Linked DNA regions of Homo sapiens: regions 1, 2 and 3 are each linked to region 4. The links are chromatin loops, found by intact Hi-C in ENCODE. Cell type or tissue: dorsolateral prefrontal cortex. All regions are shown on one strand.

The links. Peaks named below come from ENCODE experiments on the same cell type or tissue, not always from the same donor. Only the 100,000 strongest peaks of a DNase experiment are listed, where the experiment ranks them.
Region 1: a loop joins it to region 4, with 7 times the contacts of the local background. A loop is called at or near these places in 91 of 110 quality-filtered maps.
Region 2: a loop joins it to region 4, with 2.2 times the contacts of the local background. A loop is called at or near these places in 35 of 110 quality-filtered maps.
Region 3: a loop joins it to region 4, with 4 times the contacts of the local background. A loop is called at or near these places in 16 of 110 quality-filtered maps.

Annotation. Positions count from the first base shown.
Region 1 is chr10:43,290,295-43,298,294 of GRCh38, reverse strand. No RefSeq gene overlaps it. Among named protein-coding and RNA genes, the nearest start is that of RASGEF1A, 27 kb to the right of the region's middle. RefSeq lists enhancers at 3,597-4,096, 4,097-4,598. In dorsolateral prefrontal cortex, a CTCF peak has its summit at 4,897 (motif pointing left); a DNase peak (open chromatin) is centred at 4,904.
Region 2 is chr10:43,208,157-43,216,156 of GRCh38, reverse strand. The region is part of intron 1 of RASGEF1A (RasGEF domain family member 1A); the gene reads left to right. Among named protein-coding and RNA genes, the nearest start is that of RASGEF1A, 55 kb to the left of the region's middle. RefSeq lists an enhancer at 3,990-4,592. In dorsolateral prefrontal cortex, no CTCF peak of the experiment used is centred here; DNase peaks (open chromatin) are centred at 907, 3,897 and 7,336; H3K27ac peaks cover 2,926 bases.
Region 3 is chr10:42,863,553-42,871,552 of GRCh38, reverse strand. It overlaps LINC02623 (long intergenic non-protein coding RNA 2623), which reads right to left and starts at 32. Exons shown (of 2, transcript NR_134479.1): 1 at 1-32. RefSeq lists enhancers at 1-186, 187-688, 4,453-5,086, 5,087-5,720 and a silencer at 4,605-4,674. In dorsolateral prefrontal cortex, CTCF peaks have their summits at 4,693 (motif pointing left) and 6,759; DNase peaks (open chromatin) are centred at 4,682, 5,140 and 6,846; H3K4me3 peaks cover 885 bases; H3K27me3 peaks cover 792 bases.
Region 4 is chr10:43,345,217-43,353,216 of GRCh38, reverse strand. LOC105378271 (a long non-coding RNA gene) reads right to left here. Exons shown (of 3, transcript XR_945902.3): 3 at 2,911-2,984. LOC107984226 (a long non-coding RNA gene) reads left to right here and starts at 1,999. Exons shown (of 3, transcript XR_001747439.2): 1 at 1,999-2,883. RefSeq lists a silencer at 4,506-4,665. In dorsolateral prefrontal cortex, CTCF peaks have their summits at 4,360 and 4,564 (motif pointing right); DNase peaks (open chromatin) are centred at 4,115 and 4,516; H3K4me3 peaks cover 2,107 bases; H3K27ac peaks cover 5,321 bases.

The DNA of each region.
Region 1 (8,000 bases), 55 kb after region 4:
CAGCCTAGGTGAAAACAGCGAAACTCCGTCTCAAAAAAAAAAAAAAAAGAATTGGCTGTCATGGAGGCCACTGAAGCCTTACAAGACCAGTTTTGGTTGAGGAAATGATTTGGAATAGATTCAAGAGTGATGGGATGGGAGTGAGTATAGACCATGAAAGTAGATGAATTTTTGAGCATATTTTCCTGGAAATGGGAGCAAAAAGAGGCACAAGAAAAATAGAGTCGAGAGAGTATTTTAAAGGATTTTTTTGTTTGTTTTTAGAGACAGGGTCTTGATCACGGCGCACTGCAGCCTCCGTCTCTCAGGCTCAAGCGATCCTCCCATCTCAGCCTCCCCAGTAGCTGAGACTACAGGCGCATACCACCATGCCCAACTAATTTATTATTAGCAGAGATGAGGTTTCTCTATGTTACCCAGGCTGGTCTTGAACTTCTGGGTTCAAGTGATCCTCCCGCCTCAGAGGGTGTTTGCATCACTATCTCTGGCAGAGTCTCCATGTGGCCTCCCCAGCATGGTGGCCTCAGGGCAGCCAGGCTTCACACCTGCAGTTGATCCCAAGGCGCCTGCCCCAAGAGAGGCCCACGACAAAGCTGTGTGGCCTTGTGTCTCAGAAGCCATACGCTATGAGTTAAGGCAGTTATTGAGGGCCACCCAGGTCAAGGGGTGGGGACTTGGACTCCACCTCTCGATGGAGGTGTATCCAGGTCATACCGTGGAAAGAGCATACGTGACCACCTTTGGAAATGCAATCAAGAGCTCCTAGATCAATGTGCAGCCTAAATCACAGTCTATTCAAAACCATGTAGCCCATCCTGCTGACAAGTTCTTACTTATGTCCTCCCCAAATGCCTCTTTCCCTAACTCCCATCTTCAGTCCAATGTGGCTGTTGAGGAGGGGTGGAATTATTCCCACCTGCAAAGGCAGATTTCAACTTTTGGGGTCTGAGGGATCTGAATTCCCACTCCTGTTCTGCCACCTATGCACTGAATGGCCTTGGGCAAACATCCTACTCTCCCAAGCCTCAATTTCATCATTCTAAAAGTGTGGATGATCATGATATTCCTTTTTAAAACATAAACGTTTATTGAGCACCTACTATTATAGGTTTTTTTTGTTTGTTTGTTTGTTTTTGAGACAGGATTGCATTCTGTCGCCCAGGCTGGAGTGCAGTGGCGTGATCACAGCTCACTGTATGTAGCCTCAACCTCCTTGGCTCAAGTAATCCTCCTGCCTCAGTCTTCCGAGTGGCTGGGATTACAGGTGCGTGCCACCCACTCAACTAATTTTTTGTATTTTTTGCAGAAATAGGGTTTCACCATGTTGCCCAGGCTGGTCTTCTCCTGGGCCCAACCCATCTACCCACCTCAGCCTCCCAAAGTGCTGGAATTACAGGTGTGAGCCACCACACCCAGCCAGGAGAGGCAAAATAAACATGTTCCCACAATGATGCCCATGAATCTCTAAGACAGGGAACTTGAGTCAAAAGCAAGAGTTCAAATCTTTGGGACAAAGAAAGAGAAGGTTTGGCTGGGGAAGAAGAGTAAGAAGTGTTTCCAGTGCACTGTCACCAGTGCCACAATCACGTAAGGACGGTTAAGTCAAGCATGAAATTAACAGGAGCAGAAATCTGTGTTCCTTCCACTCAAATCTCTGTGGCTGGGCTTCACGTTTGTTGAGATAATTGTCCCCCATGAGATTACCCTGTGCCTCCAAGGAGACACTATTCTCATTAACGCTAGGTGGAGTGCAGGCTTCCCCAGCAGTACCAGCACAACAGTCTCTCACCAGCTGGTGGTCTCTCTCCTCCAGGGTAAGGCCACGAAGATGTCTCTACCTCTCCTCGTAAAAAGCCCAGCCTGACTCTTACCAACCTGCCCATTGCTGGGACACCTGTGGAGGAGCCTGGGGCAGGAGTGGGGACACAGGACTTCTCTATGTGGCTGCGCCCTCCCCCCCATAGGCTCTACCTACTTCACCCACTCCTGACCAGTGCACCCAGTCTATGATCCCTCGGCCATGCCGTCTACCTCTACATGCCTTAGGCTTGTACTAGCTGGCATGGCCTCTGCCTGCATATCTAAGATGGGATCCTTGACCTCATCAAATGAGGCACCTGCAAAAGTTCATCATTCTGGAGAGATTTGAAAGATATGTAATGATATTATTTTGCACTGAAACACAGGCCTGGCGTGGTGGCTCACACCTATAATCTTAGCACTTCGGGAGGCTGAGGTGGGAGGATTGTTTGACACCAGGAGATCTAGACCAGCCTGGGCAACACAGTGAGACCCAGCTGTACACAAAATACTAGTTAGCTGGGTGTATTGATGTGCTCCTGTAGTCCTAGCTATTTGAGAGGCTGAGGGCAAGAGGATTGCTTGAGGCCAGGGTTCAAGGCTGCAGTGAGCCATGTTCATATCACTGCACTCCAGCCTGGGTAACAGAGCAAGATCCTGTCTCAAAAAAACTCCAAAAACAAAATCCCCAAAACAGAAAATAAAAAAGAAACACAGCCAGGAATGCAATGTTACTTGGTTTCTCTGGGTCTCCGGATGTATGGATTAACACCTTCCTGTGAGGGGTGAGAGGAGGCGGAGGGGTGCGGCCTGCTGGACACTGGCACAGCTCCCAGCCTCATGACCGCCCCCTCCACTGCCCGCCCCTTTCCATTCGGTGGCTCCCAGCCACTGCCCTCGGCCCGGCCATCCCTTGCCCTTCCCTGCTCTCCTCTTGAGGGACTGCTCTTTCTTACTCACTTTGCTGGCACAAGGCCCTCTTCATCCCTGAAGGGGAGATGGTGAGGGGCCCACACTTACCGCCACTCGCTGTGTCTGACACCAGCCCACTCAGGCTAAGACGTGCTGCTGTAATGAAGGGGCCCAGATCTCAGAGACTGTGACCCAGAGGACTATTTCTTACCCACATGGACCGTCTACTGCGAGTCCCCTCAGCCGGGGCCTTAGGATGCAGAAGCCACAAATGGGACCTGCAAGGCTTGTGGGAGGTGAGGAGTGAAGGGAGCCCAAAATCCGGCCCCTCAGCTCTTCCTGGGGGTGCCCAGGCCATGGCCACTCAGACCTCCTTGCCAAAGCTCATCCCATCCCCAGCCTGCTGTCAACAGGGGAGGCAGGCCCCCAATAGCCGGGAGGGATGGCAGGGACTCCCAGCAAGTGGCACCCTCCATGGCTGGCTGTCCACTCGCCTTTTAGGTCCCTCCTCAGAGCCCTGTGAGGAGGAGAGGAGCGGCTCCACAGAGCTGTGGGGCCAGGCAAGCAGCAACTCAGGGTTGCTGCAGTCCTCCGGGGGGATCTCAGGGCTGAGCCCAGCAGGGGATGAAGCCAGAGTGCCCTGGAGTCCAGCTCTACCTATAGGTACAGGGATTCGGGGTGCTCAGGGGACCACACAGAGGCTGCGGGCTTGAGAGGTCAGTGAAAGTGGCAAGGAGGGCCAAAGGAGGGGGTGGGTGACCCCAGGAGGGGGTGAGGTGTTCAGAGGAGATGAGATGTTCCCAGGAGGGGGTGGGTGACCACAGGGGGGTGAAATGTTTCCAGGAGGGGGTGAGATGACCCTAGGAGGGGGTGGGGAGACCGTGACCCCAGGAGGGGGTGGGTGACCACAGGGGGTGAGATGTCCCCAGGAGGGGGTGAGATGACCCCAGGAGGGGGTGAGAGGATCCCAGGAGGGGGTAAGGTGTCCCCAGGAGCGGATGAGATGTCCCCAGGAGGATGTGGTGTGTCCACAGGAGGAGCTGGGTGGATGCAGGAAGGGGTGGAGTCACCACAGGAGGTAGGGGGACCACAGGTCGGGTGGGTGGGGTAACCACAGGACCTCAGGTGATCTATCCATTCTCACCTCACCGGAAGCAGTTTCTCGACCCTGGGAAGTCCCCTCTGTGCTCACCCCCTGAGCCTGTCTCCAGGATCAAGAAGGAGGTGCCTATCCTGGTTGCTGGACAGACCCAGACCTCCCCATTTCTGTCTCTCCCTCTAGGATCGGGGACTTTGGGGGAGTGGGCCAGCCGTCCACATGAGGGGCAGGATCGGCTGTCCAAGCCCAGAGGCTGTTGCTCACAGGTGTTCCCTGGATCCAGAGGACTGTAGGGCATGTCCCCGAATTGGGCAGTGTTATTTCAGGAAACCTCAGTGGCACAGCCTTTTGCCAGGCATGAAGTCCAGGGTCCTCAGGCTGGACGAGGCGCATCCTGAGTCCAGATGCAGAGAAGTGAAGCCGCACTTCACAGTTTTTTTCTGGAGTTTCTTAGTCATGGAGCCGTGGTGCTCGGGGGCTCTCAGATACCCTAGAGTACAGCATGATCTTTTCATAGATGGGGCTGCTCTGGTCCAGGGAGGGGAAGGCCCAGAGCAAGACCCTGGGGGGTCTCAGCTGTGGCAAGCCTTTTGCTCCTGGTCACCCTGCGATTCACAGGGGTTGACACACGCAACCTCAAGCCCTCCAGAAATGCCCTCTTGGTCATGTAGTGTAGACAGGGCACTATTCAGAACCACAGTCTCGACTTCAAGTCCTGTCTTTGCCGTTTATGGCTGTGTGCCCTGGGGAATTGATTTAACCTCTCGGAGCATCTAAAATTGGGTTGCAGCTGCCCCATCACATCGAAGGGTGACTAGAAGACTGGACTGCCCTTTTCTGTTATCACTGGGTGTGTGGAGTTGATGGGAGAGAAGCAGTGCCTTTCATCTGTTCTGAAGCTGTGTTCACTCTCAGCACTTCAGAGTCAGGAGCTGGGCGGGCGGCAGGTGATTCTGCACACTTTCACCTGGAACCTGACTGGACGACCCCAGCCCTCAGTGTTTCCAACAAACCACTGAAGGACCACGAGGAAGAAGCCAGCGTCTGGGATGGTGTCCAGAACATTCTGCTGACACCTGCTGGTATGATCAAGGAAGCACCAGCTTCGACCTCGCAGAAGGGCACAGAATGGAATCTGGAGAAAGACAGCAGACGTTCTATCAGAAGTGCCATGCCACCCAGTCCTGCTGGCAAAGTGGACAGCATGGTGTGCAAAACCTGGGCATTACTGTCTCAGAATCAGAAAGGGACTCCGGCGCCTCCCTCTTGCTCAGTCTCTCTCTCCCTGCTCCCCCCCACCCCGTGATATTATTAAGGAAGAGAAACATGTTTTTAGGGACAGAAGAGGGCAGCTCTTTCTTCTGCCCTAGGGACAAGTTACTCCCAATGATTGGCAGAGCATTTGAGTCCTCGCCTCTTCCTTATGTCTCCCTGGGATTCTGTGACCTGAGAAGACAGCACAGGAATCCGTTGTATGCACAATACACACACCTGTTCTGTCAATTAAAGCAGGGAGATCATTCAAATGCAGTAGCAGTCCTCGTGAGGCCACCTGCTCTCCGCTACCAAGCCTGGGGCCCTCCCTGGAGATGACAGGGCAACCCTCCAGTGTACGTCCCTCCTGAGGGCTTCTGCTTAATTCACTTTTGTGTAATTTGAGCTTCATCTGTGAGTTAACACAAATGGATGACATGAAAAGTGTCCCATGGATTCAAGCTTCTGTGACATGCTTTTTCCACTTAGCAATGTAATCCATATTAATGCATATAGGACGACCTCATTTCTAAACTGCCGAATAGGGATCATTTATTTACACTTTTCCATGTTGCTAGACACTGGGGACATTAGTAGCTATGGACGAATTGCCCTCCAGAAATGCTGCACCTATTTACACCCCACCAATCCTAAACATTTTCATAATTCACAGTTTTTGCCAAACTGACGAGTGAAAAATGTGTCTTGTGTCTTGAGATTACGCATGTTTTCATGGATCCCAGTTGCCTGTGCTTCCTCTTCTTTGATTTGCTTGTTTATGTCCTCTCCCTACTTAGTTGTTGAATTTTCCTTAATCGTGTATCAGGGATTGTTTTTCCTGGTATAGCTGTGGCCAATGTTTCCTCTACACTGTAACTTGCCTTTTAGGTTTGCAATTAGTGTCTTTGTATGTTTGTTTTTGAGACAGGGACTCTCTCTGTCATCCAGGCTGGAGTGCAGTGGTGCCATCATAGTTCGCTGCTGCCTCAACCTCCTGGGCTCAATCTATCTTCTCACCTTAGCCTCCTGAGTAGCTGGGACTATAGTCACATGCCACTATGCCCAGCTATTTTTTGCTAGTTTTTGTAGAGATGGTATATTGCCCAGGCTGATCTTGAACTCCTGGACTCAAACAATCTGCCTGCCTCAACTTCCCTAAATGCTGGGATTACAGGTGTGAGCTATCCTGCTTTGCCTAGTGTCTTTTATTCTATAGAACATTTTTGTTTTAAATTTGATGTGGTCAAATGTATTAATCTTTCATTTGTAGCTTTTATAATTCATGTCTTAAGAATGACTTTTCTGCTGGCCAGGTGTGGTGGTTCACGCCTGTAATTCCAGCAGTTTGGGAAACCAAGGTGGGTGGATCACTTGAGGTCAGGAGTTCGAGACCAGCCTGGCCAACGTAGTGAAACCCTGTCTCTACTAAAAATGCAAAAATTAGCCGGGGGTGGTGGCATACACCTGTAGTCCCAGCTACTCGAGAGGCTGAGGCAGGAGAATCGCTTGCACCCGGGAGCGGGAGGTTTCAGTGAGCTGAGATTGCGCCACTGGACTCCAGCTTGGGCGACAGAGCAAGACTCCATCTCAAAAAAGAAATGACTTTTCTACCTCAATATATATCCTTTTATATTTTCTTCACTTATATTTTTGCATATTTTCTTTAAGTTTTATAATTTTCTTTTTTTATGAGTTGAAGGTTTTATAATTTTCTTACAATGGTTTAGATTAATACATCATCTGGATTGTTTGAGTGTTGTGAGATAGCTCTCTATCTTATGTTACAAATATAGTGAGTCAACCCAGAACCATTTTTTGAATAGCCTATATTTTCACATTCTTTTAGTTTATAGGAAGTTACTAAATGCATGGGCCTATTTCAGGACACTGTTCTTTTTTAAAGTGAGTATTTTATATATTTATTCTTTTTTAAAATGTTATTTATTATTATTTTTTTAAATTTTTTTAGAGGTGGTCTCACTCTGTTGCCCAGGCTGGAGTGTGGTGGCGTGATCATAGCTTACTGTAGCCTCAAAATCCTGGGCTCAAACGATCCACCTGTCTCAGCCTCCTGAGTAGCTCAGACTACAGGTGTGCACACCACCACACCTAGATGATTTCTATTATTGTTATTATTTTAGGCTGAGATGGGGTCTTCCAATGTTGTCCAGGCTGGCTATATGTTTATTTTTATATATTGTTTCAATTAAAATCATTTATTGCATATTTTGTGTATCACAGAGAATCTCTGCTGCATTCTTCTCTTTTTCACACTTGTCTTTTTTTGTACATTTTCTATTTCTAATTGGCTTGTCAGTTTTATAGCGGAAATCCTGTTTGATTGTAATTGATGCCAAATTTAAATTCTACACTAATTTAGGGGAAAACTGACATTTGTACCATGTTCAATCTTCCATTGAGGAACACAGTATATCTCTATTCGTGCAATACATGCTACACTTTATAGTCTTCTCCACATTGGTACTGCTCATTTTTTGTTGGGCTTCCCCTCTATGTGCTGTAACAGTGTTGCTATCATGAATGACATTTTTCTTTTCTATGTTATAATTCATCATTGCTGATAGCTAGGAGGGCTTTGTGTAGATCTTGCCACATAGTTGAATTTGTCCTAATTATTCTTATAGTTTGTTAGTTCAATTTTCTAGACAGTGTAGAAAGTCACATTGCCTGAAAAAATGACACTGCATTTTACGATAAACCTTGTGTTCTCTTGTTCATTTCCTTCCCTGTAGTTCTTAAGTCTACTGGGGTTTTCTCACTCATTTTGATAATTTGTATTTTTTCCATACATTTTTCCATGATGCCTATGATTTCAAAGCTTTCCTCATACATATTGGGCCACGAAGACTAATTTCCTTCACCCACTTCATCTTTCCCCACATCATCTGTCTGTGTTTTCTCTCTTCTCCTGACC
Region 2 (8,000 bases), 140 kb after region 4:
GGGCAGCCTGGCACTGCTGGGGACCCTGATCCTGGCACATCACAGGTCCAGGTTTAGCAAGGCCGACACACACATCATCAGTCAGTGCATGTTTTGGAGTAAGTGAGGCAGCCAGGAGGTGCCCCAGGGAGGGTTTGCCAGAGATCTAATGGGCCAAAAGCTCCCAGGCTTTGGCGCCAGCGCTTCTGTCCACTCACTCTGCTCGTCCTTTCCCAGAAGCTCCTTCCAGTCGGCTGAGGCCTCACCTCCACAGGGAGGCCAACCTCACCGCCCAGGCAGAGGTTACCGCTTTCCCACTCACATTCCTGACCTTCCATCTCCTCTGTCGGAGCACTGATTCTCTCCTAACCCAGAATATCATGTCGCCATCTGTGGCCGTTGTGCGTGGCACCACACAGGCTCTGTGGGGTGCTCTCTGGGGCCAGAGAACCCTGTTTTTTTCCCCTGGTGTATCTCCAGTATCTAGGCAGGGATCATTACCACTTGTGAATGAATGAATGGGCAAAGAATAGGGCTCCGGGAACACCCACCTCCTTCCCCACCCCAGTGCCGGTAATTTCAGAGAACTGGCCGGTTATCCCTTGAAGGGCGAAGAGCCCATTCTGTCGGGTCCGTGGCATGCATCCAGCCCAGCACAGGTAGGTGCGCAGGTCTCTCCCCTCCTGAGGCCCACCAGGATCATGGCACAGGGCTGCCCCCAGCTCCCTCCAGGAGCACGCTCTCCCTGCCAGCCAAGAGAGGGGAGACAGGCGAGATGTGTAATTTTCAGTTGCTAATTGTGATGCCCTGCAGCTTGCTGAGCTAAAAATAGTCTCCGTTTTTGTTGAGTAGGTTAAAAAATAGAAGCCCACGTGCTGCCTCAGAAAGAAGCCCCCTGCCAAGGCTGGCAGAGGCAGGGGGCTGGCTCGAACCCCTCCTCCACCTCCTGGCAGATCCCTGGGACTCATGCATGATGGGCCCTGAGGGCTGTTTTTGTCCCAGTTTTCCAGGAAGCTGGGTTTCTTAATTTGAAGTCCACAGATGAGCTTCTGGGAGCTCATCGGTCCCCCGAATCATCTGCAGGTCGTGGGAATGTGTGCTTGTCCACATGTCCAGGCCAGGGCTTCAGCCTGCACTTGATGCTCAGGGGGCCATGCCCCTGCCAGGTGCTCTCAGGGGCAATGCTGAGGTCCGAGGAACAGCAGGGCAGACCTGGGCAGTCCTGCACATTACGGCCTCTTGGGTCCTGTGAGCTGAGCCTCAGTGTCCCCATCTGAGAAACGGGCCTCTCCGGGCTGTCTCCCTGGGTGAGGGAGAATTGCATTGAGATGAGTCATGGAATGGCCAGCACACAGCTCACTCTAACTCCTAACGATGCACACTTAAAGCAAAGCAAGGTTAGTCAAGTGAAGGTTAATCCCTGCTTTGGAAGTTTCCAGAACTGCAGACTCCAGGATCCAGAAGGGGTCCTAGAATTCCGACAGTGTGCTAGGAGCCTGCCTTATACTGCTCTTCCCTTTGGAGTTGAACGGAGGCCTGACCCTGTTCCTGACCAGCTGTGCAGGAGACTCTGTCCCCTCCTGGCCTGTTGTTCCTACTCTCTGCTGTGGTGGGGCTGGTGGTGTTGGAGGATGGCCAGTTACCCCATAGGGCCACCTTCTGATGCTCCTCCCATAGCCCCTTTTGGGGAGCTGGACAGTTGTGCTCTGTGCACACACCTACGAAGGGGGGCGGGGTGGGTGAATGCTCACTGACCCCTGCGTCCCCCTTCCCTGGGGATCTTTTATGAGGCCACGGTGGTGTCAAGCCTCCTGTGGCTCTGTTGGGTCTCCTCATCACTGGGCATCCTCAGTGCAGGACACAGAAAGAACATTCGGGAGTGGAAAGTGACCCAGCTGCTGCCCAGGCCTGGACACATGAGTGGGTGCACGGGAAGACGACACGCACAGCAGGCTCTGGCTGCAGTGAGGCCACAGGCTTGGGCTCAGAGCTGCTGGGCCTCCATCGTAGCTGCAGCTCTCAGGAGCTCATGGGTGATAGGGCAGGGTGCAAGGTCTCAGAGTCCATGGCTGCAGTTTGAATGGAGGGAAGGACTGTGCACCAGCTCAGGAAAGGTGTACACACTGTGTGGCTGCCCCTCCCGAGGAGCGCATCCAGCTTTTGCACACATGAGGCCAGAGGCAGATGGCCTCTCTCTGTGTGCTGCCTGGGGGACGGGCATGGGTCACATTAGATAGCTGGGTAGCAGGTGGGTGCAGTGGCTAAACCCTGTAATCCCAGCACTTTGGGAGGTTGAGGCGGGCAGATCACTTGAGGCTGGCCAGGAGTTCGAGACCAGCCTGGCCAACATCATGAAACTCCGTCTCTACTAAAAAATACAAACATTAGCTGGGCATGGTGGTGTACACCTGCAATCCCAGCTACTCGGGAGCCTGAGGCAGGAGAATCGCTTGAACCTGTGAGGCAGAGGTTGCAGTGAGCCAAGATCGTGCCACTGCACTCCAGCCTGGGCCACAGAGCAAGACTCTGTCTCAAAACAAAAAACAATAAAAAACTCTCCAACGTCCTTGAAGAGGCTGCAAAAAGGAATGTCATTCGTACTCTTTCACAAAAACTTCCCTTTTCCTCTCTCTCCCAGGATCTCTCATAGCACTGGGGCTACATAGGGTCCCTCCTCTTACTTTCTTAAAAGGCTGGAAAGTTTCTCAGATCCTGGCTGCCCCCTCCCCTCTTCTCACCCTGGACCCTCAGTCTAGCCACTTCCATTCTTGCTCTCTATGCTTTTTTCCTCTCCTCAAGCTATTCTTTTCTTTTATTCATATGTAGTATTTTACATATTTATGGGGTACATGTATTTTTTACATGCATGGGTTATGTGCTGATCAAGGCAGGGTATTTGGGGTATCCATCATCTTGAGCATTTGTAATTTCTATGTGTCGGAAACATTTCTTCTATCTCTTTTGAAGTATACAATACATTGCTGCAAACTATAGCCACCTGAGTCTGTTATGGAACATTAGAAGTTATTTCTTCTATCTAAATGTGAGTCTGTACCGGTTGCCCAAGCTATCTTTGTTTCCCGCTCCTGCCCTCTGGTAGCCATTATTCTACTGTCTACCTCCATGAGAGCAAGGTTTTCAGCTCCCACCTGAGTGGGAACATGCAGCGTTGGTCTTGCTGTGCCTGGCTTGCTCCACTTAACATAGTGACCTCCACTCTCAGTGCTGTGTGATTGGCACAGTGTATTCCTTGGTGCGAAGGGGTCTGTGCACCTGTGTGTGCATGTGTGCACCTGTGTGAACCTGTGTGTGTGAGTGTTGTGGGGGGAGCTGTGAATATTCAGAAGCTAAAGTTTTAGGCTGTGTCCCCTAAAAGTGCCTCTCCCCTGAGGTGTATTGAGGCTGAGCTCCAGAACGTACCCACTGGAAAAGGTCCTGGAGATCCAGGGCTGTGTTCCCACAGTCCCTCACCCAGGCTGAGCAGAGCCCCAGGAGCAGTGTTCACTTGCACTGAAGCACGCCCTGCGTGTGAGCACTTGTGCTGGGCTGGAAGCCACACTCCATGTGTCTCCCTGCCACCCCGCACTCCCCACAGCCACCATGAGGTTCAGGTGCCAGTGCCACTAAGGCTCACACAGACAGAGGAACTGCCCCAGGCCGACCACCAATGGGAGGCCTGGCCCACATGTGGATGCAGGCTCCTGGCCTCTCCCCTCCTGGCACTTTGGCGCCATCAGCACGTGGCTGTTCTAGAGTCAGAGGGGGTTGAGAAACCAGATGACAGCCCCTCCTCTACCCTACTCACTCCATGGGGCGGGGTGCAAGGTCTCAGAGCCCATCTTAAACCTGAGATCAGAGCTCACGGAAATGTTGGCTGTGCTCGCTTTATTGGGAAGCACAGTCCCGGGCAGCAGGAGGCTGGGAGCGAGTGGAGAGATGCCGGGATGTGTTCCAACAACAGCTGGCATCCCAGGCATCTCTGGGGAGGCTCTGTGAAACTTCTGTGTCTCAAAACAGTGCCTCTGGGGTGAGGATTCCTACAGGGTGTTAACCTGCCCCAGCCCCAACCTCTCCCAGGGCTGGCGGTGTGGTGTGTGCCCATGGCCCTAAGGGCCTAGGTCAGAGGCCACAGGTCAGAAGCAGTGGCACCCAGCACTGGGCCACTGGGCACCATTGAGGCAAGGCCTAGATGTGGGTGGCACAGAACCACATACCTGGTTCTGCTCCAGGCACACAACCGCACTAGCTTCCGTCTCTCCCTTCAACCTCACTGCAACCCTGCAGGGAGGTGGGACAAGACATTCCACACCCAGTGTCCAGCCGAGGAAGCAGGCTTAGGGCCACCCAGAGGCTTCCCGTGGGTGTGGGGACAGAGCCTGTTCTCTGGCATGCAGTCCCAGGCCCAGGATCTGCAACTGCAGGAAAGGACTCAGGTGTGCGGGGGTGTGGACAAGGGCATGAGAGACTGGGGGTGCAGCTGTGGGGGGCCTCTCAGGATGGTATCACCTGTGGCAGACCAAGGAGGGACAGCAGCAGGACCCCACGAGTCACTTCATCCTCTGGGGGACAGCAGCATATGTGCCAGGTGGGGCACCTTGGGCCAAGCCTGAAAAGGCTGGGATAGCCACAATGAGGCAGAGTAGTGGAGGCCTGGGGAGAGCCCTGTGCCTGGTTGTCTGCCGCCTGCCCTCTGTCCTGCTGCAGCGCATCCTGGCAGGCAGGTGGCAAGGGGCCTCTAGGTTCAGCCTCTCCCAGGCAGCCTCCACTCCAGGCCTCCTACAGTGCTGCTGAGGCTGTGCAGGTCAGGGGTGTGACCCTGGAGGCCCAGCCAGGAAGACTTAGGCTCAGATACAGGGAGGACCCCCTTCTCGAATGGTGCCCCCAGAGAGCCAAGTAAAGCCAGGTATGGAAATCTGCTCTCTTCCAAGATGGAAGAGGGCACCCCTCTCACCAGCAGGCTGGGCCCCTGGGACTGCCCTTGTGTCCACCGGCCCTGCGTGGGAGGTGAGAAGGGAGTGAGGCGCGTCCTCCAGGAGACAGTGAGTCACTCTTCTCTGCTTTGCTATAAGCACGTTTCTTCTGCATTGATTAGCTCTATAATTAGGAGGTGCTTTCCTTCCTGCCTGAACAGAGGAGGGGCTGCAAGGAACCAGAGGGGCTGCTGCGTGCAAGCCTGTCCCCCACTCCCTGCAAGGAGCTGCTGCTCCAAGGAGTCAGAGGGGCTACTGCGTGCAAGCCTGTCCCCAACTCCCTGCAAGGGGCTGCTGCTCCAAGGAGTCAGAGGGGCTACTGGGTGCAAGCCTGTCCCCCACTCCCTGCAAGGGGCTGCTGCTCTTCCAGGCCAGCCCCAGCTGGACCTGGGGTGGAGGTGAGGGTTCCCACAGAGACTGGTCTGGCACACTGGCTGGCCCCGGCCCCGTCTGTGCCTACATCCTGGGTGGGAGGAGGGTGCTTCCTGAGCCCTTCACAGGGTCTGCTGCCTCGAGATGGGTCTGGTGCAGCCAGGAGCAGCTGAGGCAGGAGAGAGGCTCCCCGTGCTTCCTGGAAGTCTGTGGAAGATGCCAGTGCCTCTCCTGCCCCTGAGACCAGTTAAATCAGTTGTCCAGGCAGGGGTCAGGCACGGTGTCTTTGAAAAATCCCCACATGGTGCTGGTGTGCACATACTACAGCTGAGGGCCTGCCCTGGTTTGTTTATTGATTGATTGAGGCAGGGTCTGGCTCCATTGCCCAGGCTGGAGTGCAGTGGTGTGATCAGGGCTCACTGCAGCCTCAACCTCCTGGGCTCAAGTGATCCTCCTGCCTCAGCTCCCCAAGTAGCTGGAACCACAGGCCTGTGCCACCACACCTGGCTAATTTTTTTTTGAATGTTAGTAGAGACAGGGGTCTCTATGTTACCCAGGCTTGTCTCCAACTCCTGAGTTCAAGCGATCCATCCACCTCGGCCTCTCAAAGTGCTGGGATTACAGGCATGAGCCTCCGTACCAGGCCCCTGCTCTGAGTTAGCCGGTGCAGCTTACCTGGAGGCTGAGGTTCTCACACAGGTGGGCTTCCCGGGCCTTCCATTCACCTGCACATGATTCACCTGGTGTCTTGCTCAGCAGCAGATGTGACCCAGCAGGCCTGGCCTGGAACTTGAGATCTGCTCTTTGACAATCGACAGGTCATGCTTTAGCTGCAGGTCCAGCGGCCACACTTGGAACTGAGAGGCTGTAGGGGAAGGGTCTAGAACGCCAGTGTGCAGCTGAGCTACCTGAAAGGGGAGCACTGGGCCCACTCCCACCAGTTTCTGGCTCAGGAGAAGGTACTGCTCCTGCTCTGGGGACCACACCTGGCCTTAGAGCATCCATGCAGGGTCTGGCTCTCTGGGGTCAGGGTGGCCTGCTCTGTCCAGGCCAGCCCCAGCTGGACTTGGGGTGGAGGTGATGGTTCCCACAAATGCTGGTTGAGCAAGCTGGCCCGCCACAGCCCTATCTCTGCCTAGCCCTGGTGGGGGGGCTTCCTGAGCTCTCCACAGTGCCCAAACACAAAGGGCCAGTGTGTCTAGAATAAGCAGTGCCTCCTGTGTGGTCTGTAGGGGTGCTGAGCAATCATGCTGGTGGGAATCAGCTCCTGGGGGTGAGGAGGCACCTGGTGCCCAGCACCTTACACAGGGGCTCCTCTGATCTTCCCTGCAAACCTCTGAAGTAGTGCTCCCTGTGCCCATTTTACAGACAAAGAAGTTAAGGCTCCAAGGGTTTGAGGATCTTGACATAGCCAAGACAGGTGGTGGAGCCAGGCTCGGACTTGGGCTCCCTGCCTACCCCTGCTGCTTGCTCGGCATGAATCCTGGCACTGTTGCCCTCTGGCTGTGACCTGGGGCAGGTACTCACCCCTCGTCTGCGTAAGGGAATAACGGGTTCTCTGGGAGCATAGGGGGTGACTGGGAAGAGTAACTGGGATTCTTCAACTGTAGCCTTGCGGTTTTCAGTGTTCAGCACCCTGGCCATCGGTGTATCATGATGGCTATTGCTGTGACTGGAGCCAAGAGCCCAGTGTGCAATTCTTCCTTGGGAAGGGGCTGCCTGGTGGTGGACACAGCTGTTCAGATACACAGGTTTGCAGCTGCCTGTCGAAGTGCCTGCCCCTGCTGTTGGGGCAAGGAGGAAGCAGGTGCAAGAACAAGCGACCTCAGGGCTGGGTGGGGGTGGCCGGCAGGGGACCCCGCAGTGGAAGTGCTGTCATCATCACCATTTCACAGCTGGGAAGGTGGAGGGCTGGCCAGATGCACCCAGGAACAAGGAGTGGGCCTGCTGCAGGGCCGGCATTCCTGCCCGGGAAAAGCCATGTAGGGAACCTGCCTCTCCACTTGGCACTGAGCCCTGGAGACCCTCCTCGAAGTGCTCCGTGGCTGGGCAGGGTGGGCCCTGCTAGGTTTGAGCTTTCGGGGGTAGGGGCTCATGGGGCATCCCCCAGACCTGCAGGGTCTTGGTTTGTTGGATGCAGGAGACCTAGCCCTGGGCCGTGTCCCCAGGTGGGTCTCCAGGTAGGCAGGACAGAAGGAACCCAGAGCACCCCACCTCTCAGGTCAGTGCGGCTCCACACGGTCCCCCTCAGGCTCTGCTGACTCCCCAAAGGGATTCTGAGCATGTGCAGAACCTCTGCTTGCCTGGGACACCCCTGCATGCTCCTCCTCCAGGCCCCCACCCTCGAAGGCGTGGCCTTCCCAGCCCCTCTCTGGCTGCTGACCAGTGGGCTGGGTCCCCAGGATGGCTCCTCAACTCCTAGGCAGGCCTCCTAGCACTGAGGCAGGTCTCTCTGCAGGCTGGACATGGAGTGGCCTTGCCCTGTGGGGGATCGGCTGGGGCTGAGTTTGTGGGGTGTCAGAGTGCATCCCCCACATACTACCTCCTGACCAGAGCAGCCTGCAGTGGGAGAGGCCAGTGGCTCGGCAAATGCCCTCTCTGATGACCCCAAGAGCTTGGGGTGAGGAGGCCCAACTGACCAAGGTTACCACCTGCTGGTCGCCTTTTGAACCCAGAACT
Region 3 (8,000 bases), 480 kb after region 4:
CTGCCAACAAAGCAGCTGAAGTCTTGAGAAAACTTCCTGATTGCATTAGCGAGGTCGCACCACCAGGACATAATCAAATCTCCCTGGAGGACATGGCTTCCGGAAGGGCTGCTACAAGCCAGTGGCAGAACAAGGGCAACCAGGGTCAGACACAGCGGAAGGAGGGAAGTCCCAGAGCCGGGCGTGGGTGGGCATCAGAGGGGTGTGGGCTGCACCATCTGGGTGCAGGGGCCAGCAGGCAGTGCGGATCCACCCAGCCCAGGGCCAGCCTTTCCCAGTGGTCACGTGCAGAAACCTGGCACACGTCATGGGGCAGCGGTCCCATATCATAGGCCCTCCTGGTGTTAGCAGTCAGGAGGGTGCCTAGAAAAGCCCCACGGCCACAGGGACTGCAGGATCTGAGCCTGACCTCCACACCAGGAGCCTGCCCAGCACCGTAGGCAGGGCCCAGGTGCCCTGCTCAGGAATGAGCTCTGGTTCCAGCTCGGCCATCCTAGTTTCACCCTGTCTGTAACTTAGCTGACCAGGAAGATGGCTGTGACAACCACAGAAAATCCCAACACAGAGCTGGCATGAAGGAGCTGTGCCCATGGGAGCTTCGGAGTCCTCAGGCCAGGCCGGCCCTGGCTCTGCCACCTCCTGGCTGGAAGACCTTCAGGCACCTACTGAGCCTCTCAGGGGCTCAGCATCTCGTCTGTGGGACAGGGATAATAATAGGGTTGTTTTGAGAGTAAAAGCACAAAACACAGAGCCTGGCTGAAGAAAGCACAGGTAGCTGAGGTCAGCCAAGGCTGAGTTAAGTGTTCTTCTTAGAAGAGCAGACAGGTCATTCCCTGAAGGCATCAGTGTGGGCAGGAGGGAACCTGTACTTTGCAGTCCCAACACCTCAGGACACAATTCCTGCTAACCTGACCCACAAAAGACCAAAGGACACACCCAAGATCCTGGACCAACATCCCACAACGATGCCTCCTGGTTTCTTCTCTAAGAATACTTCTTAAAAAGTTCCCCAGGAAGCTAACTCTATGTTCCTAATGTATGGACCATGGAAAGAAAACAAGTGTCTCAGTAGGTGTGTTCAACAAATGTGCAAATGCAGGGATGAACGAAGATGCCCAAAGTCAAGAAGCACCTCAGTCGCCTCCAACGTGCTCGGGGGCCACATCCACCTCCAACCTCTGCCCTGTTCACGTTTTCCTCCACCCAGATTCCCCTCTTGCCCTGGCACTCCAGGAATTGTTTGATGTCCTGGAAGCTTCCTTTCTCTGTTCCACAGCCCCTGAGCCTGGCGCCTCCCTGCATGCCTGTCCACCTCACCCACCAAGTTCCAGGAGCAGGCATCTGTCCTGCTCACCCCGACTCAGCAGGGAGGGCTGAACTCTGGAGGCTGAGTGGACCTAGACCTGCCCCGTGGCCTCCTGTGCCTCCGTGTCCTCCTCACCCTCGACTCACCAAGGAGCCCTGAGGACATGAGAACTGGAACATGCCCAAGACCCATGTCGGGGCCTGGCACACATGAAGCGCCCAGTGAATGCTCGATGACTGAGGACAGCATCGCTTCTTCTAAGAGGGGAAAAAAAAGAAAGTCAACCAGAGACAATTTGTAAAAGATGGCTTTTGACTGAGCCCTTGAAGGATGGGCAAGGATGGGCAAGGGGAGGGGGGACTCAAAGTGAAGGATGAGAAGGCTCTAGGTGCATGAGTGCCTGTACATGTGAGCATGCATGTGCATGTGTGTGCATGTGCATGTGTGTGCATGTGTGTGCATGTGTGTGTGTGCATGAGCCTTGCAGCCTTGCATGTGTGTGCATATGCATATGTGTGTGCATATGTGCATATGCATATGTGTGTGCGTATGTGCATATGCATATGTGTGTGCGTATGTGCATATGCATATGTGTGTGCGTATGTGCATATGCATATGTGTGTGCGTATGTGCATATGCATATATGAGCATGCATGTGTGTGTGCCCTAGTCCAGACAGGGCTCTGAATGCACTGTGGGGGACAGATGATTTCAGACTCCACCATGCGTCTGAAATCAGTGGGACAGATGACCTTGAACAAGGCCTTATGGCTCACTTAGTGTGAGCCAGACTCCTTAGAGACAGTGACGGCAGGACACACACGTGGGGGTCCACCTTCCCAGAGCTGGAGCCCACATAGCTCCAGGACCTCAAGGGAAGCCCAGGGGCTGAAGGGCCCAGGAGGTCCATCCATGTGATGGACCCAAGGAGACTTTGGTGGCTTCTCTGTTAAGATTTGAAGGGGGCCAGGTGTGGTGGCTCATGCCTGTAATCCCAGCACTTTGGGAGGCTGTGGCAGGGGGATCATGAGGTCAGGAGTTCAAGACCAGCCTGGCCAACATAGTGAAACCCCGTCTCTACTAAAATACAAAAAAAAAAAAAAAAAATTAGCCGGGTGTGGTGGTGGGTGCCTGTAGTCCCAGCTACTTGTGAGGCTGAGGCAGGAGAATCGCTTGAACCCGGGAGGCGGAGATTGCAGTGAGCTGAGATCACGCCACTGCACTCCAGGCTGGGAGACAGAGCAGGACTCCATCTCAAAAAAAAAAAAAAAAAAAAAGATTTGAAGGGATCCCAGGGGGCAGGGCTGGGTGGGCACAGGATGGAGACAGCGACACCTTTGGTCTTGGGTAGCCCCTGCCAGCCCCAGCATATCCTCAGCAGATAGGGTGACAACAGTGCCACTACCTCTAGTGGGAGGCTCAAGAGAAATTCACGTGACGCACCTGCCTGGGCTTGGTGAGTGAAAAGCTCCCCACTGACTCGAGCGCTGGTGGTGAGGATGGAAAGGGAGGTAGAGATGGAGGCGACAGCGTGGGCAGAGCAAGAGCACAGCCATGGAAGGGAGGTCCTCCCAGCTAGCCTTCAGGAGGCCCATGGCCAGCCTCAGGGCAGGAGGAAAGAATGTGGACCAAAAGCGGAACGTCCAGCCAGGGGAGGCCCCAGCAATGGCTGTATCAGGGCTGAGTGTGATCACAGGAAAAGCCACCCAAGGATTGAAATCGAGTGGAGTCAAGACTACGTGGAAGCCTACCTCTCCATGATGGCAACTTTGGAAGAACGTGTGACCTTGCGGAAGTGCACAGAAGGCACTGCTGGCCTGAATGGGTCCTTGGGCCCTGGTCTCGGGGCCGGCTTTTCTCCCTTCCCCAGACCTGCTGTGGCTCCATCCCCTCTCTCCTGCATCCTGGGATTGCCCCCAATTAACTACCTGCTTACAAGCCTTTTCTTTATTTTCTTTTTGCCTTTTCTTCTTTACATGTAAAGCATGAGTCCATCTGGAGCTTATTTTAAAGCATAGAATGAGGACTGACATTGACCTGTTTTTTTAAATGAAATAACTAGTTGTCCCAACCCTGCTTGTTGGATAATACTGCGGTTTCAGGAGTACCCCCACTGTCATACACCCGTGGGTCCATACCCCTGGGCTCTCCATCTGGGCACTCCCCTACCTGTGGCACCTCCTTCCTGAGGGCCGGCCTCACCCAGGGCCCAGCTGCCCTCTCCGTGGCCTGTGTCTTCCTTTCCTGATGCCTCAGATTCCCCCCATTCTCTGGCACTCTCTCCATCCTCCTGACCTCACTCTGCACCTCCCATGAGGTGCAGGACTGCCCTGCTCCAGCCCCCAGCTTCCTCAATCCCGAAGCCTTGTGCCACTGAAGCAGGAGCCCCAGAGTGCACCTGGATGGCAGCTTCTCTCCTGGCCAACAAACACCTGGTGCTGGCTGCCCTCCCAGCATCTCCCCTCAACAACTCAGCTCCACCCCAGGGCCTTAACACACACATGCACAGCACACACACGTACAAACATATGCACACACAGACATGCACACAAATGTACATACGGACTTACACAGCCACATACAGATGTGCACACACTCGTGCATACACAGATGTGTTCATGCAAACACACACGCGTATGCTCACGGGCGCGTACACATGTGTATGTTATGCTAAGAAATCCATTTTGTGTAGAAGACACTCAGGCTCAAATATGTGTCCAAAGTCACACAGCTATGGAGCGGCAGAACTCAGGTCTCTAGTGCACACAGCCCCGACTTAACCGCAGTTCCACTTAACAGTTTTCAACTTTATAGTGATGCAAAAGCCATCCACAGTCAGCAGAAACCCTCGTTTGAGTCCCACACGGCAACTCGGTTTTTCACTTTCAGTACAGTAGTCAATGATTACATGAGGTATCCGACACTTGACTACAAAACAGGCTTCGTGTTGATGCTTCTGCCCACCGCAGGCTCAGGGCAGTGTTCTCAGCAGGCCAAGGTAGGCCCCCACGCTGTGCTATTCGGTAGTCAGGTGGACTCAGTCATTTTCCACTCTCAGCGGCCTTATCGGGCCGCAGCCAGGGGTAAGTTGAGCAGTGTCTGTACTTTTAGCTCCACCCTGGGTATTTTAAGCGGCAGATTTACAAAACAAAAACAAAAACAAAAACAAAAACAGGGTTCCAAACAGTAGGGACATAAAAGGAGAGAATGCACGTTGCGGTCAGCCCATGCCTGGGAGCATAAGCACTTCAGGGGCATCAGCAGGCGTGACTGGCGATTGTTCCTGCTTTTCCTGGCAGCAGCGGCCTGGGCCTGAGACTGACCGCCCTGGCCACAGCCCTAGGCGAGGCTGCTGGGAGCCGGGAGCCGCCGCGCTCCGCGGTAGCGAGTCTGCGGTGCCACCTCGTGGCTACTGCGTGGAACTCCTCGTGGTGCGGGCCGGGAAGGCCGGGTCCCCACAAAGCCGGAGCCCGAGCACAGCGGTGCGCGCTCGCCTCAGGGGATCCCGCAGCACCCGGATACGGGGGCTGGTCCCCCAAAACCCTCAGGGGTGAGAGGAAGGAGGTCCCCAGCCTGCTGAGAGCTGTCCTCTGAGCACGCACTCGCGCACACTCACACGTGCGTGTGTGCATCCTCGGGTACCCTGACGCGTTCACACGCACGCACACGCGTGTGCACAAGCACCGTCTTTCACAAGCGTATGACGCGTTCACACAAGAGTGTGACGCGTTCACACGCACGCACACTCCCTCTCCCTCGAGCCTGGAAGGCGCACTGGGCTCATGGTGGAAACCTCTACCGCGGCAGAGGCACCGCGCCAGGGCCAGGATGCGCGCTTTTATTTCAGACGCGAAAACCGAGGCCCGAAAGAGACAGCCGGTGTCCAAACCTGTCCAACGACTCTGCTGATCGCGCCTCCTGTGTGCGGCCGGGGCGGGTGTGAGGGCAGCGGGCCCACCCTACGCCTGACCCGCCCCGGGGCCTCGAGCCACTTCCTCAGGAGCTCCTGGCAGCTGCAGCGACGGCGCGCCCAGTGCCTGAGGGTCCTGTGGAGCCAGGCTTCCCGGCACACAGGCGCGGTGGAGCCTCGGGGCGGGCATACACCCCGCGAGCTCGCGGCGGCCGGGCACTGCGGGTCCTCGGGTGGGGACTCTGGAGTTCAGTCTTGAAGGACAAGGTCACTGAGGATCAGGGAACCAGGAGGGCAGGGAGGGTGGGGAGGGGTGCCTAGGCCTAGTGGGAGAAGCATGTGAAAGTTCCCTAAGAGGGCTGCGGGTGAACAAGCGCTTGGCCTGGCCTCTCCCGGTAGACTGCTGTGGCGCCCCGGAGCCTCCCTTCTCCAAGGCCCCATGGACGCCCCCTGAAGGGTGACGCCCTCGCCCACGCTGAGCTCTGAGTGCTGCACGAGAACTCCCAGAGCCGTGTGCACACGCGCTCGCCGTGTTACATGCAGGACTGAGGCACCAGGAGGCCCAGGAACTGGCTCAAGCTCGTAGAACTTCATGGCAGGATCTGAAACAGGCAGATCAGCTCCAAAATCCAAGCTCTTTTCAAATTTTTTAATTGTGGTGAAAATATACCTAACATAAAATGCACAGTTGTACCATCTTTTAGTGTGGGTTAACTGGCATTAAGTGCACTCACATTTTCGCATATCCCCTACCACCGTCCATCTCCAGAACCTTTTCATCTTCCCAAAAGGAAACCATACCCATTGAACACCACTGAGCATTGAACCCATTGAACACCAGCTCCCTCCTTTTGTTACCATTGCTCTTTCTGTCTCTGAATTTGCCCATTCTGGGCCCCTCATGTAAGTGAAATCGCAATGTATCTGTCCTTTTGTGGTTGGCTTATTCCATCTAGCACAATGTCCTCAAGGCTCATGCGTGTTGGCATGCCTCTCAGAATTTCCCTCCTGGCCGGGTGATATTATAGGCTCATGCCTATTATCCCAGCTGTTAGGGAGGCAGAGGTGGGAAGATAGCTTGAACCCAGGAGTTCGAGACCTGCCTGGGCAATATAGCGAGACCCCATTCTCCACAAAAAGAAAGAAAAAAAAAGAATCTCCTTCCTGCTAAAGGTTCAGTAACAGTCTACTGTATGCATAACCACATTTCGCTTGTCCATCCACTCACCCATAGACCCTCAGAATGCTTCTACCTTTTGACTCTTGTGAATCATGCTGCTTTGAACATGGGTGTGCAAATATCTGTGAGAGTCCCTGCTCTCAAAAAAATCCACATTCTTGGCACAATGAAGAATCACCTCTCACAGACACCAGGGAAAAGCAGGTCTGTCTGAGAGCAGAGGGTGAGGAGTGGAAAGCCGGGCTGTGGACCACAGTGGGCGGAGGAAAGCCCACCCGCGTGTTCCCATGTGTGGGAGGAGAGAGGAGAGATGCCCTCTAGTGAAGGAACTCTTGTAGCAGCCAGCTCCATTCCTGCTTGGCCTGCAGAGGGCCAACTCAGGAGCCCAGACCAGGAAGAAGTCAAACGACTGACAAGATCCATCAGGAAGCAGAAGTGCGCCCGTGTCTCATCTGCAACAACAAACAGTTAGGACCAGCCACCCACCCCCCAACCCAGGGGGAAGTGCATCCACCACACAACTACCACCACTGAGCTCATGACACTCTCAGAGACAGGCACGGGAGCTCCTGGCAAGGCACAACCAGGGCAAGTGACAGTTTGCCAGTCCTGGGCAAGCAGACACCTGTCCTCTATCCAGTCCCCCATCCCACCAGCCTGCACAAGCAGAGAAACATCCTGCATAAATTAAAAGATTATCCAGATCATCAAAAGATCTGAGCAAACAAAACAAGTGAGACAAAAAACAAAACAAAACAAACAAAAACCAAAACAATAACAACAGAAGAACACTCATTTTTACAGAGAGATTTGAGCCCATCCCAACAGAGTACAATGCTCTTTCCAAGCTCATGGACAGCGTTTGGGAAAATTAGCTGTGCTAAAGGAGCAGGAAGCTTCAGCCCCTTTCCCAGAATTGCTGTTATACAAATCACATTCTCTCACCAGGGAGCAACAAAATTAGAAACATGCAGTAACAAAGACCATGTTAAAAGTGCATTTTGGGGCCAGGCATGGTGGCTCATGCCTGTAATCCCAGCACTTTGAGAGGCTGAAGCAGGTGGATCACCCAAGGTCAGGAGATCAAGACCAGCCTGGGCAACATGACGAAACCCTGTCTCTACTAAAAATACAAAAAATTAGCCAGGCATAGTGGCAAGAGCCTGTAAACCCAGCTACTAGGGAGGCTGAGGCAACAAAATCACCTAAACTTAGGAGGCAGAGGTTGCAGCGAGCTGAGATTGTGCTATTGCACTCCATCCTGAGCGACAGAGTGAGACTCTGTCTCAAAAAAAAGAAAAAGTGTGTTTTGGAAACAAAGTTAGTTTTCACAATGAAAATTATAAAATGCCTGGAACTCAATAGCAATAGGGTATTACATATTAAAATTATGAAACTCAACAAAATTGACATTTAGGGAGAGATTTATATCCTTAGATTAATTTGTCAGAAACAGGATAAAAGGAGAAAGCGCATGATAATTTGAATAAAAGAGAAAATAAAAACTAAAATGAAAAACTTTTCAGAAACAAACTACAATAAGTGTGTGACTTATCAAAATCTTTGGATATGTCCAAAGCAGTTCCCAGGGGAAATGTTATAGC
Region 4 (8,000 bases):
GAAAGCTGAAGTTGTGCACACGTGGTGCTCAGCAGGGATGCCCCAGGACCGGACACACCTGCCCCTAGAGGAGGAGGGCAGATCTGAAAGTGGGAGCTGAAGTTGGCACCATAGGTAGAGTTATCTCTAAGAAAAGAACACAAGATTAGGCCGGGCGGGCACAGTAGCTCACACCTGTAATCCCAGCACTTTGGGAGGCCATAGGCGGGCGGATCACCTGAGGTCAGGAGTTCAAGACCAGCCTGGCCAACATGGTGAAACCCCGTCTGTACTAAAAATACAAAAATTAACCGGGCAGCACGCAGCTGTAATCCCAGTTACTCAGGAGGCTGAGGCAGGAGAACTGCTTGAACCCGGGAGGCAGAGGTTGCAGTGAGCTGAGATTGCACCACTGCAATCTCGGCTCAAAAGATGGACAGAGACTCCATCTCGAAAAAATAAAAAAAAAATTAACCGGACATGGTGGCGCACACCTGTAAGCAGGAGGCTGAGGCACAAGAATCACTTGAACCCAGGAGGCAGAGGTTGCAGCGAGCCGAGATGGCGCCACTGCACTACAGCCTGGGCTACAGAGTGAGACTCTATCTCTAAAGAAAAAAGAAAAGAGCACAGAATTCTGAATATAATCAGTTTGTCTCAAAGTTTGTATTTATTTATAATGATAAAAGAATGATTTTAGAATGACAAAAGCAAAACAACTGCAAATTTTCAAAAGCATAGCATAACAAAATTCCAAAAGATAAATTTTAAAATTAATTCCCTCATAATTACATTTTGCTGCTACCAGTAACTGCATAATCATGATCACTGCTTCATATGATAATGATTTAGAATATTATAACAATTTCTTTGAGAAAGAATGAAGGATAAACGGGTCTTCTGGTGTGATTGACCCCCTCTCTTTTTTTTTTTTGAAGTGGAGTTTCACTTTTGTTGCCCAGGGTAGAGTGCAATGGCGCAATCTCGGCTCACTGCAGCCTCCGCCTCCTGGGTTCAAGCAGTTCTCCTACCTCAGCCTCCCGAGTAGCTGGGATTACAAGCGCCCGCCACCACACCCAGCTGATTTTTTTTTTTTTTTTTTTTGTATTTTTAGTAGAGACAGGGTTTCACTATGTTGGCCAGGCTGGTCTGGAACTCCAGACCTCAGGTGATCCACCCGCCTCGGCCTCCCAAAGTGCTGTGATTTCAGGCATGAGCCACCATGCCCAGCCGACTCCCTCTCTTAAATTTTTTTTACTAATAGCTTAGAAAATGTGCATTCCAGTTCACCACTTATTATTGCTAACATTTCCCCCCATACCAGTTGCCCTGAATATATGCTCCCCATTGCTAATGTGAAAGTTTTGGATATTGTCAAATTTGGGAAAACCTCTTTCAAGTGTTTTTCACATAGGAGCAGCAAGATTTCAGGGCTCTCACGTTCTCCAGTGCAGTGCAGTCTTGAACATTCTTTGAATTGAGGATGCTCATTAACTACATTGCTGCCACCAAACCCCCAAGAGCCTTGGCAGAGCCCCTGGGTGTGTGTGGGTAGGGGAGGTTTGGGGGGTGTGGAGGGGGCCTGGAACTAGGGTGGGCCCAGCGCTGGGCAGGGGTCTGGGTGTGGGAAGGTGACCAAAGTGTGACAGGGAAAGCTGTGAGGGAGGCCCTGGGCGTGGGAGAGTCAGACATGGGGTGGGGCCGGGACGTGGGGGACGATGGCTAGAGGGTGTGGGGGTCTGGAATGCAGGGGGCCAGGATACTGGGGGATCGGGCATTGCAGAAGTTGCTGGGCACGGGGAAAGCCGGGTGTGGGAGGAGACTCAGGCCATGGGGTGCGGGCTTAGGCGGCCTTGGGGAGCGGTTTTGAGTGTGGGGCGGGCGTGGGGTGCAGATCATGGGCCGGGATCTGAGCTAGGTGGCTGGTTGTGGGTGGGTCGGGCGGGGGAACGGGGGCCCGGGTGTGGGTGGGCCTGGTGCGTGGGGTTGAAGCTTCAGAAACTCCAGTAGTGCAGAAATGTTCCCACCAAGCACTGTCTTTAATAGAAAAAAACAAGGAACGACATATATTTGCACTGACACAAGAAACGTCTCCAGTGACAGGAGAGACCGTCGCGGTGCCGGAGCGGGTTGGGATGGAATTCGCGGTGACCCAGGCACTGACTGGCACGCGCGGCTGCGTGCGGGCACCGAGGAGCCGATGGAACTAGCGCGTAGAGCGCTGTTCACGCGGAGCTCCAAACTCTACAAGGAAGCCCCGAGATGGAGACAATGAAAAACAAGCACACGGTTCACGCTGGGGTCCCTTCGAGCCGCAGGAAAGGGAGAGGCGGCTCGCGGGGCGGCCTGCCGCGAGTTGAGATGCGCTGAGCACCGGGCACAGCGGCCGTTTGGAGAAGCAGACGTGCGGCTCATTCGGGGAGGGCGCAGAGGTGTCTCATGGGGGAGGCGCAGCCAGCTTCTGAAGTGGGAATAGAGGGATTGTTTCCAGGATTAGCAGCCATGGAGAGGGTGGGGGTGCAGGCTGGATAAGGGGCCGTTCTTGCGGATTGGCAGCCAGTTTGGGCAGCTCGGTTGGAGGGGTTGTTCTCCAGTATTACTGGCCATGGTTCGGGCAGCCTGGACTTTATGGGGGAATGCAGGGATTGTTTGGAGCAATCAGCACCCATAGGCTGGGCAGGCTCGATTCTTTATTGGGGGGTGTCTTGCTATGTTACCCAGGCTGGACTCAAATTCCTTGGCTCAAGTGATCCTCCCACCTCCTCAGCCTCCCAAAGTGCTGGAATTACAGGCGTGAGTTGCTGCACCCAGCCTGCTCAGTGACGTTGATGTTAGCCAGATTCCATCTTATCTATGGAAAACGGAAGCACAACAGGTGAAGTTGCCTGCCAAGTCAGCCAGCTGGTAAGTGGTGGGACTAGAATTAGATCCGGGCGGTCAGGTTCCAGCATCTGGGTCTCTGGGCACAGGCAACAGAGTGTTTGTTGAAGAATGCTGAATGTGGCCTACGGGTGGGGGAAGATAAGAGGAAGATTGCAGGTAAATGTCATCTCCTGACTGAGGAGGAGTTCACATCTCCTCCTTCCCCAGGCCTTCAACTGATGGACTTCCCAGCCATCTTCAGGAGGCTGCACTCATGAGGAGGCAGTCCTGGTTCTGATAATAAAGCCTTGGCCACTGGGTGGGGGCCAGATGAGGCCCCAGGGCTGGTCCAGGCAGGTTGGGACAGGTTCTGTTCCTCAGCCAGGAAGGGGTCTTCATCAAAGCCCAGGAAGAGTCACTGGCATCTCCAAGTCACAGTTCTTTAATTTGTATTTTTACAGAGACAGGGTCTCACTTTGTTGCCCAACCTGGCCTCAAACTTTTGGCCTCAAGTGATCCCCCTATCTCAGCCTCTCAGTGTTGGGATTAGGGGTGTGAGCCATCATGCCCAGCAAAGTTCACAGTTTTTTGTTTTTGTTTTTGTTTTTGTTTGAGACAGTCTCGCTCTGTCACCCAGGCTGGAGTGCAGTGGCGCCATCTCAGCTCACTGCAACCTCTGCCTCCCGGTTTCAAGCGATTCTCCTGCCTCAGCCTCCCGAGTAGCTGGGACTACAGGTGTGAGCCACCACGCCCGGCTATTTTTTGTATTTTTAGTAGAAACGGGGTTTCACCATGTTGGCCAGGCTGGTCTCGAACTCCTGATCTCAAGTGATCCACCCACCTCGGCCTCCCAAAGTGCTGGAATTACAGGAGTGAGCCACCATGCCCAGCCAGGTTCACAGTTCTTTATCAGCCTCAGTGGGACAGAGCTGGTTGGGAGGAAACCTCCATTTTTTGTGTGAAAAGGCAAGCATACTCACCAGGAGAATGAGACAGGCAAAGAGACATGGCAGTGGAATTTAGGAAGCTGGGAAACTGGGCCTGCTGCCACAGACAGAGTCCTAGCCCATCCTGGGGAAAGACCCACAGCAAGCCCATTTGTACCAACAAATCCCGGAGGACTAGGATGCAGAGCTCCTGGGAGCTTCTGAAATCGGGTGTTGGGCTGGGGCGGGAAGACTGTCTAGACACCACATGATGGGGAAGGGAAGAGCTCTTCCTGCTAGGGGCTCCCTGCCTGTCTCAGCTCAGGTCAGAGAAGATGCTTCATTTTCCACCATGTCTTGGGGTGCAGGGCCGGGGCGGGGACGGCTTCTGTGTATCTCAGTCCTTCCGCATCTCTCTGGCTTGGTTGGTATTGTCTGGGAGAGTCTCTCTATCTCTCTCTGGGTGTCTCTCTCCCTGTCCTTGCTCCATCTCTCTCTCTCCCTCTGCTGAACTGTTGTTTCCTTCTTTATCTCTGCATCTTTGCAGTGTCCAGGTGTCTCCCAGTGACCCTGCATTTGCTTGTTTCTGAAATTTCTGTGGCTTCAGATGTGTCCCTTTGTGTCCCCTCTCCAGGCCAAGCCAGCAACGCCCCACCCTGGCCACAGCCCCACTAGGCACGAAGCGAGTGGTTAGTGCATCTTGTCACACACACACAGGGCCCTTATTGAGGACTGGCCTCTGCCTCTAGCCAAGAGAGGGCGGTTTTTGTTCATGGAGACAGCTGAGCCCACCTCCTCTGGCCAGAAGGGGGCGGTCTAGGACAGTTCGGCATCAGTTCCACCCTCCCCACTGCTCTCCCTGGTGCAGACTCTCAGGATACAGGAAGTAGATTTTGGGTGTCTGCAAGTTTGCTCAAGCCTGAAGTTTTCTTTAAAAATCCGGACTAGTCCACTAATTGTCATGACATTTTACTTTTTATTTGTTTTTATTTTTGCAGAGACACTTCCAGGTTAGGGAGAGTAGATTTTGAGTGTCTGCAAATTTGCTCAAACTTGAAGTTTTCTTTAAAAATCTGGCTAGCCCACAAATTCTCACATCATTGTAAAGATTTATAAAGTTGCTGGTGTGGCAGCTTTTCTTTGTTGGGCCCTGGTTTCCTCTACTATAACTTGGGGATGATGGTATCATCCATCTCAGGGTAGAGAAGATGAGATGAATAATGCCCCTGCAGGGCTTAGGCCAGCCCTTCGTACACAGCGTGCTCAGTGCACCTCGAATACCATAAACTTCACATTCCTGTATATCCCTTCCCTTCTCCTCACTGGCTGTGCTGCCTCCTGGGTGCCTGCCTCAACAGGCACTCAGTTTCCCCACTGGCATCTTGATACAGGACTGGACAGGACCGGACAGGACCATCTGGAGCTTTTGGTGGGAAAAGCATGTTTTCCTGGTGTCCAGGTGCCTTAACTAAGCTTCCCTAACCATTAAGTATCTGGATATACATTTATTGAATAACTTTATGTATCTTATCTATCAAGAAATGTGTGGCTAGGTACGGTTGCTCACGCCTGTAATCCCAGCACTTTGGGAGGCTGAGGCGGGTGGATCACCTGAGGTCCAGAGTTCGAGACCAGCCTGGCCAACATGGTGAAACCCCGTCTCTACTAAAAATACAGAAATTAGCTGGGCTTGGTGGTGGGCACCTGCAATCCCAGCTACTTGGGAGACTGAGGCAGGGGAATCGCTTGAACTCGGGAGGTGGAGGTTGCAGTGAGCCAAGATCATGCCACTGCACTCCAGCCTGGGTGACAGAGTGAGACTCTGTCTCAAAAAAAAAAAAAAAAAGTGAATATATGGTATTTTTTACCTTTTTCTTTTTTTTCTTTTCTTTTTTTTTTTTTTTTGAGATGGAGTCTCGCTCTGTCACCCAGGCTGGAGTACAGTGGCGCAGTCTCGGCTCACTGCAAGCTCCGCCTCCCGGGTTCACGCCATTCTCCTGCCTCAGCCTCTCCGAGTAGCTGGGACTACAGGCGCCTGCCACCACGCCCGGCTAATTTTTTTGTGTTTTTAGTAGAGACGGGGTTTCACCGTGGTCTCGATCTCCTGACCTCGTGATCCACCCACCTCGGCCTCCCAAAGTGCTGGGATTACAAGCGTGAGCCACCGCGCCCGGCCTTTCTTTTTTTTCTTGAGACAAGTTCTTGTTATGTTGCCCAGGCTGGTCTCAAACTCCTAGGCTCAAGCGATCCTCCCAGGTTGGCTTCCCAAGTCTGGGACTACAGTGCAGGCCACTGTGCCCCATACTTTATAGTATTTCTATAAATAATGTCCCTTTAAACATTATATTTATCCAACTGCGATATATATATGCAAATGTATAACTTTACCAATTTACAGAGAGACATATGTGTGTATATTTGCATATCTATATCTATATCATTTCTCCACTTAGAATTAATTTTAGCACTATTCTACATTTTTTCATCATTCTTTCAATATTTATGTAACCACTATAGTTATCCATTCTATGTATTTATGCATGGTGATTACTAAACTACTCTACATTTCTACGTGTAGGAAGATAGATGTGTAATACCTTTCTTGCTTAGATAGCATGTAAATCCCCTCCATGTTGTATAAATATATTGTATCCTATATGCTTTATATCACTGATGTGTGTACCTTGCCCTGCTCTTTGTGAGGCTCTCAGCCTTGCATATGTGGGCACTGAACTCTTGTGTTGGGAAGTGGCATTAGGAGCCGTCATCTTCTGGCAGGACCTCATGGCTGATACTATACATGTACATATATGTGTGTGTGTGTGTGTGTGTTTGTATGAGTGTGTGTGTGTATATATATATACACACCATACTTTTAACTTTTTTATTTTTATTTTATTATTATTATTTTGAGACAGAGTTCTGCTCTTGTTGCCCAGGCTGGAGTGCAATGGCGCGATCTCGGCTCACTGCAACCTCTACCTCCTGGGTTCAAGCAATTCTCCTGCTTCAGCCTCCTGAGTAGCTGGGATTACAGGCACTATGCCCAGCTAATTTTTTTTTGTATTTTTAGTAGAGACGAGGTTTCATCATGTTGGCCAGGCTGGTCTCAAACTCCTGACCTCAGGTGATCTACCCGCCTCGGCCTCCCAAAATGCTGGGATTACAGGCGTGAGCCACTGCACCCAGCCAAAGTCTTGCTCTGTCACCCAGGCTGGAGTGCAATGGCGCACTCTTGGCTCACTGCAATCTCCGCCTCCCAGGTTCAAGCAATTCTCCTGCCTCAGCTTCCTGAGTAACTGGGATTACAGGCAACTGCCACCATGCCTGGCTAATTTTTGTATTTTCAGTAGAGATGGGGTTTCACCATGTTAGCCAGTCTGGTCTCAAACTCCTGATCTCAGGTGATCTGCCTGCCTACGACTTCCCAAAGTGCTAGGATTACAGGAGTGAGCCACTGTGCCCGGCATTTAACTTTTTTATTTTGAGACAAGGTCTCATTCTGTCACTCAGGCTGGAGTGCAGTAGTGTGATCATGGCTTACTGCAGCTTCAACCTCCCAGGCTCAAGTGATCCTCCCACCTCAGCCTCTTGAGTAGATGGAACCATAGGTGTGAGCCACCACACCCAACCTTATTTATTTATTTAGCACTTTAATTTCTTTCAACAATGTTTTGTATTTTTAAGAGTACACATTTTGCAATTATTTTGTTAAATTTACTCCTAAGACTCCTCTTTTTTTTTTTTTTGAGATGCAGTTTTACTCTTATCACCCAAGCTGGAGTGCAATGGCGTGATCTCCACTCACTATAACCTCTGCTTCCTGGGTTCAAGTGATTCTCCTGCCTCAGCCCCCTGAGTAGCTGGGACTACAGACACCCACCACCATGCCCGGCTAATTTTTGTATTTTTAGTAGAGACAAGGTTTCACTATGTTGGCTAGGTTGGTCTCGAACTCCTGACCTCAGGTGATCTGCCTGCCTCAGCCTCCCAAAATGCTGGGATTACAGGCGTGAGCCACCACGCCTGGCCAACACTCTTTTTTTCTTTTTTTTTTTTTTGAGACTGTCACCCAGGCTGGAGTGCAGTGGCACGATCTCGGCTCATTGCAAGCTCCGCCTCCCGGGTTCACGCCATTCTCCTGCCTCAGCCTCCTGAATAGCTGGGACTACAGGTGCCTGCCACATGCCTGGCTAATTTTTTTGTAATTTTATTAGAGACAGGGTTTCACCA